Linked DNA regions of Mus musculus: regions 2, 3 and 4 are each linked to region 1. The links are chromatin loops, found by intact Hi-C in ENCODE. Cell type or tissue: left cerebral cortex. All regions are shown on one strand. Region 1 holds the start of Gm41385 (a long non-coding RNA gene). Region 2 has its middle 74 kb from the start of 9430014N10Rik. Region 3 has its middle 81 kb from the start of 9430014N10Rik. Region 4 overlaps Gm41387 (a long non-coding RNA gene).

Region 1 (5,000 bases):
AGCAGCAAGTTATTTTGTAATAATGAAAATACAAGAATATTTGTGTTTGAAACATAATGGTGTCTGAGTAAGTCACACCACAAGTGGCATATAAATTATCTGTGTCAGAAGAGGGAAAGGAAATGCTGATTTTCGAAACAACTTTCAAAGTCCTCCCTTCCGTCTTTGCGATGCAAAACAATGGTGATATACACACTTCAAAACACCCTGAGTCGTATTTCAGAGATAAATGATCTCTGGCTCCCACCAAGAGTTCGCGTCCTGGGAAAGGATCTGATTCCAGGTTTCATCTGCCGGAGAGGACCAGGCTCTAGGTGAAACTTCCAAGTGTGACTCATCACCTCTTAAAAGCTGATTCTAGGGCACAGTGAAAGCACCTGAGGTCACAGCAGTTGGCATTAGCAAGCAGGAGGATCAGAAACAGAAGGTCAGCCTTAGCTGCAATAGCAAATCCAAGGCTAGACCTGGAGTGCAAGAAACCCCGTCTCAAAACTCACATAGATGCGCTCCTGGCGTTTCCGGCCGTGGCCATATCATGCTCATCATTGGTTAGTCTCCGCTCAGGGCTCTGCTTGCTGTAAACTTCCCAGAAAGGAACAAAGGAACGGTCCAGTTTCCCAACCGTTTGTATACACCTCTGTCCTTTTGTCTGTTGCTTTGCCCTGCTTTTTGCAGCCGCGTCTGGATACAGAGATGCTTGAAGTCGTCTTTCCATTAAAAAGCCACTCACTCGCTCTGGTCACAAAGAGGGGCAGATGGATGACTTTATCCCAAAGCCCAAGTGCAGGAGCAGAGGGCTAGAAGGGGAGAAGAGAGCGCCAGACGCTCATTACAACTCTCCCACCTCCTTCTTAGCGCGGTGCCGCTCTCTCCGTTCATGAGTATAAAACGGCTGCCCAGGGTCCCCAAGATCAAATATTACGTTTTTTAAAGAGATACAGAATCCACACTTCCAAACCCAAGGAGAGAATTCTAATGGGCCCAGATGCATATCCTTAACATACAGGAAGTGTTGGATCCTATTCCTTCTAAGCTGCTGGGAGCCAACCATGATGAGCAAAGCATTCTGGGTAATGAGTAGCTGGTGACCCACTGGAAGACAGGATAATAGTGACTCCTCTGTGACTGAACCAGAAACTAAGTGGGAGTGGGTGAGATCACAAGCAAAATACCAGCGCCATGTTAGCCGAGAGGGAAGCAGGGAGGGAGGAGGGGGAGGGGGAGAGGGAGAACAACATGGATGTTTAAAGGGGGAGATGAACATCAGGTAAGGGTCTGAAAAGAGAGAGAATCTGAACAAGAGAAGAATAGTAGAGGAATACATTTGACACAAGAGAAGAAAAAGCGTTGTATGGAGGGGAATAGGGAGAAAAATATAGAAGATAAGAAAATACTTAAGGAATAATAAATTCTTTTATTGATGATTATTATATATTTATTTTAATTTATGTAAAAAATTGTTTAAGGTTATTTGTGAGAGACAAAGCCTGAATAATTGAATATGCAGAATACAGGCCTGATTTTTTAAAAAAGGCCCAGGGCAGGTGTAGTGGCCTTGGAAACGGCTCTTTCTACCTGTTTTGGAAGCTGACCCTGCTGAGTTACAGCTCTTAAAGTAAGTCCTCTTAAGCTCTCGCTCTCTGATCATTGTCGTCACAAACATTCTGGGGGGTTGGGTCGGGTTGTGGGAAGAGGAGGCTTGGCTGACCGGGCTGCGGGCAAAGCCTGTGTCATCGTTGGAATGAGCGTCACCGCAATCTGCTTCTTTGGCTGTTGTTCCTTCTCTGCCTAAAGCAAGGAACGGTTTAAAACCAGGCTCTCAGGGGAAAGACAGATCCTCTCCTTAACATCTCCCAGACTCGGAGTCCAGCGCCCTGGGTGTTGTAAAGTTCCTGTGTGTCTGTTACATATCACCACAGCCACCGTGTCTCCTAAATATAAACGGTATGTTGAGAAAATGAAGCGTCGTTGCAGAAGTGAACCGAGCATGATGAACCGCTCAAAGCAGGAAGCCCGTATTAGCAGGGCTGGGAGAGCATCCCAGCCTTGGGCCCAAGGGCCATAGCTCAGCTGGAAAGCCGTGAAACCGGAGTAGAACGCTGTTTTGAAGAATGAGAGGCCCCAGGGTGTCTCTAGGCACCAACATAAAGGCTCTGAGCATGCGTTTAACATACATGAAACATAGTCCCATCCTCGAATATTCATGTCTAAAATTAGAGCCCCCGAACAAAAAGTCAGCAGCCAGCAAGCAACGTTTGGATTTAGCTCCGAACTAGTTTGCCAGGTCTCCCACATACACCACAGCCCACTCCCGGGACTCTGGAACACGGATGTGTCACTTTCTCCCCATCTGTCCCAGAACACTCGTCCTCCACGGAAACAGGGCAATAGCAACACAATCCCCGCTCTCTTCTCCGCCTCCGGCCTCCACTCACAGACAACAGGAGAGAAGAGAGAGGGATTGTGGGAACGGAGCAAGCCTGAGCTCACTGAATGCCTGATGTGCGTGGAGTAACGGACTTCGACGCCAAAGCAGAAGCATACAAATGACAAGCGAGATCATTCGGTAATGCAAAACACATTCACTGTGGACACTCCCCGTGGAGGGAGATGAGCTTTGCGAGTTGACTGGAATTCTTGCCAAAGAATTTTCCGGAAGACCATTTATCTCCAAACCTTGGGGCTCTTAGCGGTTGTCATCCTCACCCTCCTTGGTAGAGTTTATGGCCATGAAATTTAAGAGTGCTCTTTAAGAATCATCCGTCCTTCCTTCCGTCAGTCTCTCATTAATTTATCAACACTTTTGGGGGTTCGTTCAGGTCTCCAGCACTGTAGAGGTGGAAGGTAGAGTAACTGCTAAGATTCACAATCCCAAATCTTATGTAATGGCATAGCTTAAGATTGTGCCATATACCTATCAGTGAATTCATTATGTGGTTGGTTTTAATCTAAAAGAAAACAAAAAAAAATCAAATTGCACTCAGTAAAAAAAAAAAAAAAAAAAAAAAAAGATCGGCAGTTACCTAGCAATTTTATTCACATCGATCGATAATATTTATGGCACTAATTTTAAAAGTGCAATTTGGTGATGGTCTGATAACTAATGCTACTTACATAAACAAATGATCAAATATCTTTACTCAAGAAAAGTCTTCCGAGTTACCTCCCCTCCCCCCATCGACATGGAGCCATTGAACCAAGGCCAGCCAATATATCCCTTCCCTGTGGAGCCTGCAGTGTGGAGGGAAAGGTGTGAATGTATGTGAGTGTAAACAGGGTTAAAGGTCATGACACCCTCACAGGGAAAGGCTGAAAGCGATTCCTGGGTGGCCCCTCCTCTTGGAGAGGAGTACTGAGGCCAAAGGGAGACTGAATTGGTTTACCTCTAAGCTAAACACCTCGTTTGAGTTTCTGCATGGAGGAATTGAATAATGGCAGCAAAGCAGAGAACGAAGGAGGCGGAGGCCTCCATGTACAGCAGTTGCTGTATAGCTAAGTGACTTCTCATTTCTGAGTGGCTGGTGGAATTAAAGGAAGAAAATGTGATAAGAGAGCAGATACTTGCATGGTGGTTTGAGCATGCTTTGCCCAAGAAGTAACATTATTAGGAAATATAACCTTGTTGGAGTAGGTATTAGCCTTATTGGAGTAGGTAGGGCCTTGTTGGAGGAAGTGTGTCACTGTGGGGGTGGACTTTGAGACCCTCTGTCCTAACCACATGGAAGACCGTCTTCTCCTAGTGACCTTCAGATGAAGATGTAGAACTCTCAACTCCTCCTGCACCATGCCTGCCTGGATGCTGCCATGCTTCCTCCTTGATGATTATGGACTGAACCTCTGAATCTGTAAGCCAACCTCAAGAAAATGTCCTTATAAGAGTTGCCTTAGTCATGGTGTCTGTTCACAGCAGTAAAATCCTAACTAAGACTACTTGTTACCATATTAAGTCCGGCAGCTACAGAATACAGCACTATTGTTGCTCTACTGCAATTGCCAAATACTTGAAGAGTCTTCATTGAGAGTTACTGAATCCCCAGCACCAACTACAGCACTGGGGACCTAGGAGGCTGTGATGGTTTGTATATGCTTAGCCTAGGGAGTGGCACTATTAGGAGGTGTGGCCTTGTTGAAGTAGGTGTGTCACTGTGGGTATGGGCTTTAATACCCTTGTCCTAGCTGCCTGGAAGTCAGTATTCTGCTAGCAGCCTTCAGATAAAGATGTAGAATTCTCAGCTCCTCCTGCACCATGCCTGCCTGGATGCTGCCACACTCCCACCTTGATGATAATGGACTGAACCTCTGAACCTGAAAGCCAGCCCCAATTAAATGTTGTCCTTATAAGAGTTGCCTTGGTCATGGTGTCTGCTCACAGAAGTAAAACCCTAAAACATAGGCCATCCAAAAGCATTTGATAAATGAATGAACGACTAAAGGAAAGGAGTTCTTAGATAAAGAGCACATTTGAATTTCATGAACTCAGACGAGCAATGTGCCGCTGTACCTCCTGCCTTGGGGTTTTGACACCCAGAGCTATATTGAATACAGTCAGGACTCAGTCACGTCTCCTTCCCTGGGAAAAACAGCTCCAGAACCCAAAATCTTTTTACAAAAATACTCTGAGAAAATAGTGGAGAAGCATCAAGAATTAGATAAACAGTATTTATCGCCATGCAAGTTTATTACAAAAAAATAATTAACATTAAATGAGAGAAGAAATGTCTTCATCTTAAGTGAAGAGCAAATTTCATTTGTCCGGTATGATCATTTTGTGAAAATTCAAAGGACAGTTTTTTTGTGCTTTTTAAATATTTCTCTAAGATTCTTATGATAAGGGCCCAGGAGGAGGCTCACAATAGGTAAAACTGATTGCTGAACAAGCCAGACATCCCAAGTTCAATCCCTGAAACATAAGTAAAAAGTTGGATGTGGGGGTCCTTCTTCTGTAATTCCAGCACCCCTAAGAGGACATGGAAGATGGAGATATAATTAGTATATATTAC
Region 2 (5,000 bases), 240 kb before region 1:
CCTACACAGGCAAGGCACTGTCCTACAAAGAGACTTCAAGGATGATGTAGGCAACTTAGTAAGGCTGTCTCAGAGCAAAAGTAACAAAGAAGCTAGAGGTGCAACTCAGTAGCAAGGGCTTGCTTGGCTCCATATTCAGGACTCTAGGTTCAATCTCAAAAGAGGGAAAGAGAGAGGGAGATACTGAGGGATGGAGAGATGGAGCAAGGGAGAAAGTGAGGCACAGAAACAGAGATGGATCTAAAGCTTAAAGGAAGTGACAACTTTAAAGCACTCAGTCCAAAGCCAGACACATATTGGATGCCTCTGATGTTTTCTGTGTCTGTGTCCTGGAGAACAGCAACAATGGATGATGCACTCAAGATCCCGTGTCTTCTCACTAAGCCAGAAAATTGGAGGTTTGAAAGAAAGGAGAGGTGGTTCTTACTCCCTACATCCATATCCCCATTGGTGGTAGTTTGAATTAGAATGCCACCATATTTGAATAATTAGTCACCAGTAATTCCATCTCTTTGAAATGATTAGAAGGACAGTGGAGTTGTCTCTGGAGGTGAGCTTTAGATTTGAGCTAATTCTCCAACACCATCTCTGCCTGCATGCCCCCATGCTTCCTACCATGATAATAATGGACTGAACCTCTGAAATTGTAAACAAGCCCCCAATTCACTGTCTTCTTTTATAAGAGTTGCTGTAGTCATGGTGTCTCTTTGCAACAGTACAACAGTGACTAAGATAGCAATTCTGTCCTCTGCCCCTCTACTAGCTTTGGCTTATAGATGGCCATGTGCTGTCCCTGACTTGCAGTAAATGTTCCCAGGCCTCAAATTTTGCTCATTTTAAGTAACAACTCTACCCCTAATTGTAGCAACCAGTTTCTCCAGTGAATTCTCAGTTTCATCACAAAAATCCCACATCCCAGCAAACTTCCCAAACTTAGGGAAACAAGGATGATTATTCCCGATATACAGAGCAAAATGTAATCAGTAACTCCTGTAGGCCTTTCAGAAGCTATGGGATCTTCAACAAGTGTTATCCTTTTTTTATGTTTTGAACTAAACATATGCATACAAACACACACACACAAGGCCAGAGTTCTAAAAACTGGAAATGTCTTCTAGGCCAAACTGCAATTGTAGAATCTTGAACAAATTAACCTTTCTGATCTTGGCTAGGTCCTTTGTAGACTAGTTAATTTAACTGTCAGTGCTCTGGAGTTGCCTACTACTGGAACACTAAGCCACATTCATTTCCTTAAGCCTCCCAAGTTCTAAGCCAGAGAGAGAGAGAGAGAGAGAGAGAGAGAGAGAGAGAGAGAGAGAGAGAGAGAGAGAGAGAGAGAGAGAGAGATTGAAAAAGATAATAATTTTCCATGTATTGCCTGAATTCCTGGTTGCCAGCAGGCACTATCTGAAAATTCCCTGATCAGTCATCTATAATTTCTATTTTGATTGACAAATGCAGTTTTACATCCAGCTATTTCCCTGGTATCTTAACCTCTGGTACTTAGAAATGTTAGAACTTTTGCAGGTGTGACTACCAAGGTCAGAGTGAAGCCATCTGAGATTTAGTCTAGTTCCTGAGCCTAGTGACCTCTATCCTTATAAGGAAAACATGTATCCCTCTTGACCTGGGTCTGAGAGTTCTTACATCCAAGATACAAAGGGAACGGTATACAAAGAAGGAGGCAGAGATGAGAGAGCAATCATGATCCAGGGAACCACGGAGCCATCAGAAGCTGGGTAAGACAAGGAAGGGTTCTTCCTCAGCTCTAGAAGGTAATGTTGTTCTGCTGAAAGCTTAATGTAGGATTTGTACATCCAGTGCTCCGAGAGAATACATTTGTGCTATTTTAAGCCTCCAAGTTTATGGTGATTTATTATAGCAGCCACAGGAATTAACAGGCTCTTTCTTAGTTTTCAGGACAGCTCTCATTTTCCACTCCCCTCCCACACAGTCAGTCTCTCCGGCTTCACTGACTCTGCTCTTCTTAATCCCATAATGGAGAGTTCCTGCAAAACTTTGTTCTTCGCCAATGTTACACAGCCTGGACAGTTCTCCTGAGTTACACAATGCCTTGCAACACTACCAGATCTACAGTGGGAGATACTGCCTAAGACTCTTGTCTTCTATGAGAAGCCAGGCATCTCTTGCTGGATCTTCTACAGTCAGTCAATCTGAGTATGTCAAAAGCCAAAGTCAGGACTGGACTCCACAGATTTCCTTACCTCGGCCACTGTCCTCAACCTTCCTGACACTGTGGCCCTTTAATACAGTTCTTCAGATTGTGGTGACCCCCCCAACCATAAAATTATTTTTGTGGCTACTTTATAACTGTGATTTTTGCTACAGTTATGAATCGTAATGTAAATATTTAGTTTTTTTTTCCCAAAGGTCTTAGGTGACCCCTGTGAAAGTGTCATTTGACCCAGAGGAGTCAAAACCCACAGGTTGAGAATCGTTCATCAAAGTCAACCTCATCTGTCTACCATACAAGCCCAGAAGACAGCATCCTCATTGCTGTCAGGTCTCTATTGGGGATGTTTCTTCAACACACCTCACTTTTCCATCCTCAGAGCCGTGGGATTCACTGTGGTCCCTAGGTCTAGAGGCTGGAATCCTTCACTATTTTCGACATTCACAACTGCTGTTGATTCTGCCCACAATGATGTGACACTCACAGAGGCAACCGCAACTCCTCTTCTCAAAACTCCCCTCCAAAGTTAACCTTGAAAACTCAAACTCCTCTTCTTTCTTGCCATCCAGTGTTGACGTTTTTGCTGGAATCCTATGGCCCAAAAGTGGCTCTTAACCACTTTGCTCCATGGTATTAAACAGAGAATGATCTATACCAGGGCTCACAGGACTACACAAGTCATTGTAGCCTTGTCCCTCTTTCCCCCCAAAAGAACACATCCACACATAAGTAAGGTTTCAGGGAAAGTTTTCTCCACTGTAGTTCTGCTATTCGGTTTTACCTGTGGTGCCCTTTGCAGCCACTGTAGCTGCATCATGCTCATTAAGATTCTCCTTCAAGGGTGCCTTCTCCAATCCCACTCCGAGCCTCCCCCAGACAAGCTGTTTTGGCTCCATCCTATGCAGAGCTCTACGCACAGACAATTAACAACCTAGTTGGCTTAAAACAACAGAACCTTGTGTGGTCCGAGATAGAAATGGCAGTTGTCAAAAATCAAGGGGCCAGTATGCTCAGCTTTTTCAATAGGCCCTTGACTTTCTCCTTGATGGTTTCCAGTTTCTTTGCATGGTTTGCCCTCTTCCCAGTTTGAGACCATCTCACTGTGCAGCGTGAGCATCTAACTTGAAGTCTTCCTGCCGTAGACCGCTCAATTCTGGGATTACATGTGCCTGCAGCCATACTTGGTTAATCCTAGCTTTTATTATTATTCTATTCCCCCAAACCAATGAATACTGATAAATAATACGAATAACTTTAATATGCTTTGGTTTGGGGTACAGCCACAATCTCTGACCCCATGCTCACATAGCCTTCTTTCTCTGTGCCCTGTGTCTCAAATTTCCCTTCTTTTTCTTCTAAAAGGATTCAACTGGTAGTTTAAGGCTTACCCTGAATTCAGGGTGAGCTCATCAGGGGGATATTTACCTTAGTTACTTTTGTAAAAGTCTTACTTCTAAACATGTCTGCCTTCACAGGCTTAAGCGGGCTTAGGTAGTCCTGTTAGACATAGACTGTTGGAGGTGATTCAATCCACTGTCATGTATCTCCACTAGTCTATGTAATAATGTTGTTCCTGCACCTACCTCCTTAACCAAATTATAGTTCCTTAGAAACAAGAACTATTTTCTATAATTTCTTTTCTTGCCTACACTCCACAGTTTACGATAGCTCTAGCACCTAATAAGTGTTCAAGAAATGTGATGGTGAAGAAACGAAAAAAAAAATTAGTACGTTCCAAGAAAACTTGGCTATTTCCTTTCCATGAAGCTCTTCTCAGCCCTGAGACTTCCAAGAACCTTCCATACCGCTACTCTTAATAAAAACCAAAGCCAAGTCCCCATCTATAGATCACAGGGAGTGAGGCTGAAAGTCTCCTGTCTGATCACCGAGCTGAAGTCTTGACATCTTTCTCCTGAATGGTTAGAATGTGGAAACAGGCAGAGAAGGATCGTCCCTGCTTTGATAGGTTCTTAAAATCTGCTTCCATGATGGCATTCCCTCATAGCACTTATTCAGAAACAAGCAAAAACAACAACAAAAGCTAGCCTGGGTCATCCCTCACCCACGATAGAGTTCCCAGGTCCTCGACCCGCTGCCAGCCATGCAGGGGCCCCAGGAAGTTCTTTCCAATTTCCTCTCTCCTCTTGGAAACTGAACACGGCTCAAAAGGCAGAAATCTACAGCTCTTGGCCTAAGGCAGAGCGTCAAGCTTTCTGAGTGCTCCTCTGTGTGTTTCTGAAGTTCAAAGATAAGCATCAATCTAACTCTCAAACGAAAAGCAGTGGATCCCCGGATTAATTACCCTGAGAATTTCCATTTACAACTATATAGCTAGTAATTATCCATGTCTTCCCTCTTAACTCGGGACTTTCAAACTACTTAACAAAGGCCGAAAAGTACAATTGTGTCTCACCATTGCACGATTAAGTTTCATTTTTTTTAATCCCAGAAAGAAGTCAAAACAAACAGGAGTGGGGAGAGAGAGACACCTCTAAGCCATGCATAGTTAAGGATTTGGTTTCAGATCGATGTTAAAAGGCAGAGATAATTAAAAACATCATATGACTTGTGTACAACATAAAGGCTGTGCCGCTAACTGAAACCATAACTGACCTAATTCTGCTGAATGTTCCAAGGAAAATGACAGACATGCACAGAACGAAATGTAACACGAGCAGCGGATGGGCCATATTTTCCCCTTCAGCTTCAGAATATTTCTCAGCCCAGGGACTATGCCAGCATGTCACTCTGGAGTGTGCAGACCCTCAGAGGGCCAGCAAAGGGTTTCTACACATCAGAAAGCCCA
Region 3 (5,000 bases), 240 kb before region 1:
AACATATCTCCATAGGTATGTCTTAGTCAGGGTTTTACTGCTGTGAATAGACATTATGACCAAGCCAAGTCTTATAAGGAAAACATTTAATTGGAGCTGGCTTACAGGTTCAGAGGTTCAGTCCATTATCATCATGGCAAGAACATGGCAGCATTCAGGCAAGCATAGTGCAGGAGGAGCTGAGAGTTCTACATCTTCATCTGAAGGCCACTAGAAGAAAACTGTCTCCCATGTGATTAGGAGGAGGGTCTCAAAGCCCAACCCCACAGTGACACACTTCCTCCAACAAGGCCACACCTACTCCAACAAGACCACACCTCCTAATAGTGTCACTCCCTAGGCCATAAATATTCAAACCACTACAAGGTATTTCTGTGAAAAATGTCAGCCAGGCATGGTGGTACACGTCTTTAATCCCAGCACTCAGGAGGCAGAGGCAGGTGGATTTCTGAGTTTGAGGCCAGCCTGGTCTACAGAGTGAGTTCCAGGACAGCCAGGGCTACACAGAGAAACCCTGTCTCAAAAAACCAAACCAAACAAACAAAAAAAGTCACCGAAGTGGATTAGCTGAAAGGAGGAGACCCACACTGAATGTGGGAAACGTCATCCCTCAGGCTATGAACCCGAAAAAATGAAGGGCAAAAAGAAGAAGCAGGTGTCTTCATCTTTTCTGCTCCCTGGCCTCTGATGTGATGGGCTCTACCATACCTTCTCTCATCGGATGATTGATAAACTCTAAAACCTTGGGAGAGAAGATGATACATGGGGAGAATAGAACAGAGAAAAGCAAGGACCAAAGAGATAAAGTAAGGGTATTGATGACATTAGTTCCTAGTCACTGTGACAGAACACTTGGCAAACAATTCACTGAGGAAGGAGGATACAGTTTTGTCCAAGGTTTCTCTGGGTGTCTTGGGTTTCTTCCAGTCATGGCAGCCTTGGGATAGCCTGACCTATTCCATGGCAGCCAGTTTCCTCCAAAGCTAGCATTCCCAAAGACAGGAAGTGGAAGTCTCTGAGACTTGAGTTGGTCATATTCTATTGATAGAATAGTCCCAGGGCCTTGCCTGACGAAAAGGAAGCAGGTACAGATGCAAACCCCATCTCTCAATAAAGAAGCAAAGCAAAGACACCTTTCGTATCTCACAGATGTGTGGGGCATCACCAGCAGAGATGTAGAAAGACAGTCCTAGAACACAGACTGTGGAGATGGCTCCTGGAGATGCACTCAGACTTTCTTTCTCCCAGCTTAGAGTGTAAGGCTCGTAGGCAGGAGGAGGGAGGGCTGGAACTACTTCCTTCCTTTGCTGAAAATGCAAAGTCATTTGTGTAGACCAGAGAGACATCATTTCCTTACAGAAAAGGAAACTGGGACTCTAATTTAACACTTCTCAGCCTGGAGATGCTTTATCTAGGTAGGGATGAGGAAGTCTTGTGGTCAGTAGTCGAAAGGGAGAGTGCTTTGTGACCATTCTTTCTCATTCTTCTGTGTTTACAGACATCCTCTGTAGGTTCTTTATAGTCCCCTCCGCCATACTGGTGAGGGTGTTTGTTCACTGTTGGTATTGTTTACTGTTGACACTGCATACATTTTCTCACCTGAGTTCCCATCAAACTTCGAGCAGCTAAGGTTAAGCAGGCGTCTTCCTACACCCCGCTGCCAGCACACGCCCTTCCCGCTCTGCACCAATAGTTTTTGTTATTGCAAAGTGTGACAACTTCTATGTATAAGTTATATCCTCAAAGGACTTCTCATGTTGAAGCGTCATAAAATAAAGGCAAACACCACAATGTACAAGCAGCAAAGACTACAGTGGTCCAGGAGATGAGCCTAAGATATCAGTTGGCTTTTAGGCGATCACATGATCCTGGGTGATCTCATGAAGGCTATGCAAACACACACACACACACACACACAGAGAGAGAGAGAGAGAGAGTAGTTAGGATACAAATTTAGAAGAGAAAAATATTCTTTAAGCAACTTTTTAAAGACAGGCATATGTTCTAGGGGCGTGACATATGTTGACCATATAAATGAGACAACTAAATCTAAATCTAAGTGTTTCCTTTCTTTCCTGCTTGCCTTAACTGATCTTGCAGCAGAACTGAATCAGCGACCACTGTTGCCTGTCTTAACTCCTCCTACCCAATGTTCCATCATTTTAACCATCATAGCTAATGAGACTTGGACTCTGCTTGGCACTCTCTGCCAGTAAAACGCACCCCTTTCCTGCTCAACCCACCCTCAGGTTTTCCTTAGTGTGAGATCATCCAGAGTGTATCATGGAGAAAGTTATCAGAAGCAGAGGGAGGGACAAGAGCCAGGCTGCCAGCCCCGCTGAGCCGCCCTCACCTCGTCCCACACACTCTCTCTGACTTCACTATTTTGCTGCCGATTCATCTGTCATCTGCTCCTCAGCACCCTCATAAATAACACCAAAGTAAGCTCAATCAGAATTGCTAGCTCACACAGAGGGAACGGCCCGAAGAACAGCCCCATAAATGTGGGACTCCGGAGAGCGAGAACTGAGACCCAAACATTTAAAAATGTCTCTCTCCCAGGTCACAGAGCCAGAGCTCCTGATGCCAACGTGACAAGTTCCAAAGAGAAAGAAGGCTACAGTCCTTTTTCTTTCTAAAGACTTATTTTTCAATTTTTAATCGTGCGTGTATGTGTATGTCTACATGTAGGTATGTGCACATGAGTGTGGGTGTCCCAGAGGCCAGAAGAGCTCATTAGATCCCTGGGAGCTGGATGGTTTTGAACCACCCAGCATGGGTATTGGCAGCCTCACTTGGGGCCTCTACAAGAACAGCTTGTACTCTTCATAGCGGAACTGTGCATCCCTCTCGCCCCTGCCCTCTTAACAAAATGAAAAAATAAATCACAGGAATGCTACTTTAAATAAAGGACTCATCCCACCTCCTTGACTACAAATGGCCTGAGAATATCACAGATTTCTCCAAATTCAAAACAAGGGACCTCCAAGTGGGGATTTTAAATCAAGTCAAGGAAAAGAGGGAGAAGTGCCCAATCATTAGACGAGGAACATGTTGTGTTTTCCAGGGTCTTTCTGACCTACAAGGAATGTTGACCAACTGTTTTGTACATGAAAGTAAATGCTTACTGAAAATTCACTCTAAGAATAAGAAATTTTGTGTGTTTTCCTTCTAGGGTCAAATCCATGCCTTCCATAAATAGGTAATAACAATGCAGATTAAAATGTGTTAAAATTGAAGGATAATGAAACTTTAATGATAAAAATATGGCTTTATTAACATCCAAGCGACAACACTGAACTGCTAAAAAATAGACAGTTCCTCTTTAACCATCAGAGAGGAAACTGGCTTGCAGAATGCCAATTATACAATTAGGAAAACTATAATAATGTTTGCCTGTTTTTGCTTTAATAACTGTGTTATTATTGAAACAAAATAGTACTTATGTTATCCTCACATTGAAGCCAATAAAAATTATAAGGCAGCTGATTTTGTTTAAAATGTCTATTTATTACAGATTTCTTTCTAGATTTAACCACCACAAAAATGATTTTATGGCTATAAATATGGATGACCAGATAATTTAATACCACATTATCTTAGCCAAATCAAATCATAACATATTTGACTTTTATCTTCCACACAGTAATTTCTCTTTAGCTGTTTTTTTTTTTTATTCCCCCAAGCTTTCTTGATATATTCTGACTGGCTGGTTGTCTGGCTTTTGGTCAGTAACCACAATCATACAATGCACAGTGACACTGCAGAATGCATGGGGTCAAAAGCCCTGCAGTTAAGCATAAGACATGTGTGGAGTTAAGGAGTAAGACCAATACAATGAACCGAGGCACAATTGGTTGTGGAAAGCTGATGACGAGCGCATGGCTTGGGTCGAAGTGTAAAACATAAAAAAAGAAAAGAAAAGAAGTTTCTTTACCAGGGTCTGTGATTGAATTAGACTAGGCTAGCCCTACACTGTGGAGCTCACAGGAAAGAGCAAGCTAGCAAGAAAGTCTATTATGCCAGATTATCCTTTCTTCCATCCACCTGGTCTATGATGAGTCCCTAAGAAACAGAGAGCTGACTATAGCAAAGGGTAGAAGGAATCAGGAGGCAGGGCGCTCACTCATGTGGCTCTTCCATGGCCAGTGTCCAGCCCAGTTCAGGGGTGCTGTGTTTCAGTGGCTTGTGGGAGCAATCATAATCTCCATAATCCCCATTTTTTTTAAAGATTTATTTATTTATTATATGTAAGTACACTGTAGCTGTCCTCAGACACATCAGAAGAGGGAGCCAGATCTCATTGAGGATGGTTGTGAGCCACCATGTGGTTGCTGGGAATTGAACTCAGGACCTTCGGAAGAGCAGTCGGGTGCTCTTACCTGCTGAGCCATCTCACCAGCCCCCATAATCCCCATTTTAAAGTGTTATTTGCTACAAAAAAAAAATAGCCCAACTCATTGATTCATGACTGCTCTATAATCTATTCAACCATAATTCTCTGAAAAGTGTCCCCACCTCCACCAGCACTAGATTTTTGTTTCCCAGCATGCCTGTGTCTGAGCCTAGTCCTTCTTTGAAAATCACTCATTATTTAGCTCTCACAATGTCTTGTCTTCTCACGTCTCTAGGTTGGGCCATACCACCGTGTGCCTCACCTGCACACACATGACGCCCCCAAGGCATGTGCCTAGCCAAGACCCCTCCCTGAGCTCTATGATGTCATCTCTGTTTGGACACCTAGAGAATCTGTGGTCCTGTTCTTCCCATCTGATACCCCAACCAAAGATGTTTTGGGTTTGTTTTGTTTTGTTACAATATTTCATGTCTCATTAAATGCCAATGCCTCACACAAGTCACTCTTGACAACATCCATACTTTCATCTTCACCTTTGCATTCAATATGTTGAGAGCACTTTTTCCCCTCTATTTTCTACAGTGCCATGCCATCCAAGGTACCATCACTGGTCACTCTCACTGTTACATTGCCTTTACTGAAG
Region 4 (5,000 bases), 79 kb before region 1:
AGAGCCCATGTCCACATTTTTGGCTTGTTTTCAAGAGTATTGAAAACATAAACTTGAGATGGCTACTTCAGAATTACGTCATTACAAACATTTCAGGGCCGGGTCTCGCGAGCTCTGACTTCCTTGCAAGAGGAGCTGTTGGTTCTTCCGGTCTCTGTTTCTGTGGGAGGTGGAACACTGCTCAGTGGATCCAAGATGCTGAAGAAGAGCTCTGTCTCTCATCCATTGAAATAGATTCAAGCTAATTAGCCATCCTCCGATTCACTTCCTTCCAAAAGTGGGTTGTGAGCTGTGCAACAAAGAATGTCATATTCCACAGGTGGAAAGCCCCTTGCCAGCTCCAAGAATTATGTGGTCACCCTACCGAAACACTTTTACTTACCCCACCCAAAAAAATCATTTTTAAAATTATATGAACTTTTTTCCTCCAGTCATTTATATTTTATTTTATATATTTCCATAACACTGAGGTGTCAGATCTTCCTTGCTCGGCAGTTTTCTAGGACAGCCTTCAAAAGACATTAAGTACATTTTTTTTTAAAGGAAGTAAGTGATGCTGATATTGAGAGTTTTCCTGGTCAATGTGAGACGCTGGCAAGCTTCCACTCTCTGTTCTGCACGATGCTGAATCGATGAGCTCATGTGTTTGGGGTGGGGTTTAACTCTCCCTTCTGTCCCGGGAAGGCTTCTTCCATTCACAGGGCTAGATCTAAAACTGAGACAGCCCATGAGTATGGGCAGCAATACTGAAGAATGTATGAGGGGAAAGTAGGTGGTACTGAACAGGCCCTGTGAGGTAGATGCTGGCTGCATCTGGCTTGAGGGAACAATAGGTCAAAACAGATCAGTTAGACGTCTTCATATAGTTTTCTATCACCCTCCCCCCAGTGTGTGTGTGTGTGTGTGTGTGTGTGTGTGTGTGTGTGTGTGTGTGTCCTCCTTGGATGCCCTAAAGCAATGGGAGAAGCAAATAAACTGAGTGTGACCTAACCAACAAGACGAGCCTGGCTGCTGACGCAAAGGTGACCGAAACCCAGGCAGAGAGCTTCAAGGTAAAGGAAAACAGGATGAAAATGGACCCATGGACTCTTCTAGATTCCAGACAGGATGTTTCAAAATCAGAGGGAAAGAGCCCATGAAAGACAGAAACTATAAAAAGAAACCATCTCAAGAATCGCTAAAAATTACAGTCTCTGCTTAAAAAAAAAAAAAAAAAACACTACGGAGAGATCTGGGTGAGAAGAAGAAGGAAGGCGTGGGTTAGGAGCTGTGATTGCACAGCCTGCTTGCTGATGGGGATCCAATTTTAGAATCCGAATGTGAACGCTGCCGCAGACTCTGACTCTCCTTGCCTGGGAGCTTGCCTCTGCCACCCACATCTGCACCCTATGCAAGGCCAAGGGCTGTGACCTACAGAGCTCTTACTCTGTGTCAAGGCAGGATCCTAGATCCTTTCAACACAGCCTTTACTCTTCACCGTGACTCAGCCAACAAAGTGTCGCTGCCTCGTCTAGTGTTAGCAGCTGAGGCTCAGAAAGATTAAATAAATAAATCGTGAAGCTAATAACAGGCAGGCAGGGCTGGGATGGACTCCAATGAGTTCGAGTTGTGATGCCAATCCGGGATGGAGGTATAATGGGAAAATAAGAATATAGTATGACATCAGCAGAAGTATGACATCAGCAGAAGTATGACATCAATGGAGGCATGACATCAGCGGAGATATGACGTCAGCAGAGGTATGACATCAGCAGAGGTATGATATCACCCAGAAGACAGCAACAAGGATGAAAGTAGATAGTGTATTTGAATTCTGTATCTCTTTCCTACATGTCTAGTCTACATTGTACAGATGTACAATACATTATCTACAGAACACATTATCTCACCTAATCCTCACCACCCTACACAGTAGGAACTCATGTCTTTTGATACAGGCAGAGAGCTTTGAGCCAGCGCTCTTCTAAAATGAGCTACTACACTTTAGAAAACATAGTAGTGCTGGCCAATTGCTCCTCACTCCACAAAGAAGCACTAACCACTTCCTGGGAGCTCCGCACTTGGGACATGCGGGAGCGAAAATCAGTGATGCAGACAAGTGAACATCCCTGCTCTCACAGAACTTAAACTCTCCTGGCATGAGGAGATAGAAACAAACAATCCTGTGAGTTAGATGTGGTGATAAGTAATCCTGGGGAAAGAAAGGAGACGGAGAAGACAAGTATAGAGCAAGATGGGCTGCTATGGAAGGCTTCCTGGACACGTGTGGATGCGGACTTTAATGAAGTACCCGCGTGAGCATTTGCAGCCTAGGAACAGCAAGTGCAATGGTCCTGGGGCAGCCCAACGTGAGGTAAGGTAGTAGAAGAGGAAGCCAGAGAGTAACCTGGGGCAGAAATAAAAACAATTGATTACTCAGTCACTGGACTTTGGATGTGAGCCACCTTAGAGCCTTGGTGGGGTGGGGATGTGGGAGCTGACTTAAAAACGAAGACTTTGACTACAGATGGCATGTTCAAGAGGTATTCTGAGGAAGGAAGCCAAAAAAAGCAGTAACTGAAGAAGGAGAAGGGTCTTTGGAGACTGTGTTGAGAAGAAAAAAATGGTAACTAGGTTCAAATAGGAATAATCCAGTAGTTTAGCATCGTTGGCTGATAGGGGACGTGCCTCCACAATGTCCATGAAGTGGCATGCCTGAGTCATGACTGTAGTCGCCAAAGGCCCAGCACGTGGACCAGGCACATATGGGCAGCACCGCACTTCTCAGATTATGGTCATTTCCTCCAGGAAGTGCAAAGGTTCAGCCCAGACTACTTATGAGAGTGAAGGTAAGCATTTAGCGAAGGAAAAAAGGAGACAATCGTCCCCCAGGAAGATCAAAAGGCGCACGCAGTTAAGAGGGGAGGAGAGGGGAAAGACAAAACTGGACCCAGTGGGCATCAGTGGTTGTGGATTCCAGCTGAGAACAAGAGTGGTCCAGAGGCCACCCTTAGGCATGCTCAGTCAACAGCAGAGCAATGGGCAGGGAGAAGAGAAGAGCAAGGGAAGACATACACAGACTAGACTTAATGATGATTCTAACAGTGAGAGAGATAGTGAGAGGTACAATGGACAGAGACCATGGGGAGGCTGGCAGAGAGCAGGTACTATGAGAGACCGGCATAATCTCGCCTCTAGTTTGAGCTGGATAGAGGAAAACCAGTGATCCTTTGAGAGGGCTGGGGGTGGGCAGAAAGAAGTAAGTCTTCCTGAGGTCAAGGAAGGAAGAGGAGATTGACTGAAGAGAATGTTCCAGTTGTCCTTAAATTCAAAAAGGCCAGGGAAATACTTTGAAAGAAGGCACCAGGGAATTAGAGTCTGCCCATAAAGTTGGCCTCATCCTGATCTTCATTTGGTGAATGGTGTGAGGGAGGTAGCCCTGCTGAACCCAGGGCAGCAGACACAACTCCCCAGTATTAAGGTCAGGCTGCCATTAATAGGACCCTGTGGAATTCTACCTGACTCTCTTGGCCATGGATGGAGGCCTTCTCCGTGCCAGTGGAGGAGGGTGGTCCCTCTCCTTTGAAATCTAACATAAAACTAATAGGCCCCCAAGAGAGCTTACTTCAAGGATAGAGGTAATCTCTACCTTGTCCAATGGAGGATCTACTAGCACACGTCTGACCCCAACCACAACCGGCACATTTTTTGATCATTTTCTTATCACTAATATGAGACTTCTTATTTATCCACCCAAGAAAATCATTTTCAACTGGGAGATCATAGAATGAATCAAACAGAACGGGTTAAAATCCCAAGGGAGCAAACACTTCTCCTTAAATAACTGAGGTCTACATTTCCCAGAAAAAAAATGACTGGAGGTAATAATTAGAAAGGGGCTTGTGGTATCATGGACCTTCGGGATGTTCTAGAAGATATAGCAGAGTGGTATCTGTACCTCCTGAAGAAACTATTCCATAGCACTGGCTCCCTATGAAACATCAAAGGAACCTATCTGTGGACCACTTTTCCACTACTTTGTAAATACTCTGTGATATGGAGAGGACACTGACTCCCCGACAGAAAACATCTACCCCCCCCCCCCAAACAGTGGCCAAGGGACCCTCACAGAAGGTAAACTGCAGTTGTGGGAAGATGTGTGTTTGGTTTGGACCAGGACAAGGGATTGAGGTGTGTATTTTTCATATCAAAGCAGGCATGGCTTCCAAGTTCTCCCAGCATCCCTCAGTCTCTATCTGGCATACCCTGCCCCCAACTTTGAACTTCCCAGCCCTGGGGTTGGGCTGTCCTTTCCCCAAAGGCTCTTCCCTATATAACCCAGACACTGGTCTCCCTCTTTTTCTTCTTTTCTTTGTCTGCACATGTGCCCTTTCTCCTTTCTCTCTTTCTTCCCCTCACCACCCCCCCATCTCCCTCCCCATGGCAAATTCCTTGGCCTCCTTCCTTGTGGCCAGCAAACTCACCCACTGGAGAGCAACTTCCCAATAAACCTATCTTTAATATAATCTACTCTGGCTTGAACTGTCTCATTTCTCCAGCAGAAAAATAACCTATCAAATGTGAGCAGTGCAGAGGTTGTACTGATTGACCCTGTGAGCAAAGAAACAGAGGCATCCACAGATTAGAAAAAAATTCAGGCTGGAACACCAGAGAGAGAGAGCATTCTCTGTCCCCATCACTGTGTGTGTGGGATACGGGAGACATAAAGGAGAGAATAAAAACCACTTCTGCCAAATGCTTCATTGAGAGAGATAAAGCCATCACTTATTTTCCCAGTGGAGTTTATTCCTGTTGCTGCAACAGCCCCCCTACAGTGCTTTCCCGGGAGGCTCCCACTGAGACACTGGAGCTAAAAGTTGTCCTTTAGCAAATAGAAGCCACTGGGGGGTGGGGGGGACACGACACGGAGTGTGGAAATCTCCTACAGAGAAGTGCCAGAAAGAAGCAGGGGCGAATCTCCACAACCTCCTGGCCCCAGGGAGCCTCGGTTCTAAAAATAG

Evidence for each region. Peaks named below come from ENCODE experiments on the same cell type or tissue, not always from the same donor. Only the 100,000 strongest peaks of a DNase experiment are listed, where the experiment ranks them.
Region 2: a loop joins it to region 1, with 5 times the contacts of the local background. A loop is called at or near these places in 2 of 42 quality-filtered maps.
Region 3: it touches region 1 in a loop (12-fold over the local background); 2 of 42 quality-filtered maps call a loop at or near these places.
Region 4: it touches region 1 in a loop (6-fold over the local background); 5 of 42 quality-filtered maps call a loop at or near these places.

Annotation. Positions count from the first base shown.
Region 1 is chr15:93,607,860-93,612,859 of GRCm38, reverse strand. It overlaps Gm41385 (a long non-coding RNA gene), which reads right to left and starts at 1,148. Exons shown (of 5, transcript XR_001781750.1): 1 at 498-1,148. In left cerebral cortex, no CTCF peak of the experiment used is centred here; DNase peaks (open chromatin) are centred at 1,824 and 2,333; H3K27ac peaks cover 1,050 bases.
Region 2 is chr15:93,850,382-93,855,381 of GRCm38, reverse strand. No RefSeq gene overlaps it. Among named protein-coding and RNA genes, the nearest start is that of 9430014N10Rik, 74 kb to the left of the region's middle. In left cerebral cortex, no CTCF peak of the experiment used is centred here; DNase peaks (open chromatin) are centred at 1,928 and 3,072; H3K27ac peaks cover 2,064 bases.
Region 3 is chr15:93,843,265-93,848,264 of GRCm38, reverse strand. No RefSeq gene overlaps it. Among named protein-coding and RNA genes, the nearest start is that of 9430014N10Rik, 81 kb to the left of the region's middle. In left cerebral cortex, no CTCF peak of the experiment used is centred here; DNase peaks (open chromatin) are centred at 1,272 and 2,216; H3K27ac peaks cover 2,311 bases.
Region 4 is chr15:93,686,579-93,691,578 of GRCm38, reverse strand. All of the region lies in intron 1 of Gm41387 (a long non-coding RNA gene), which reads right to left. Among named protein-coding and RNA genes, the nearest start is that of Gm30339, 17 kb to the left of the region's middle. In left cerebral cortex, no CTCF peak of the experiment used is centred here; DNase peaks (open chromatin) are centred at 244, 720, 1,325 and 2,003; H3K27ac peaks cover 1,407 bases.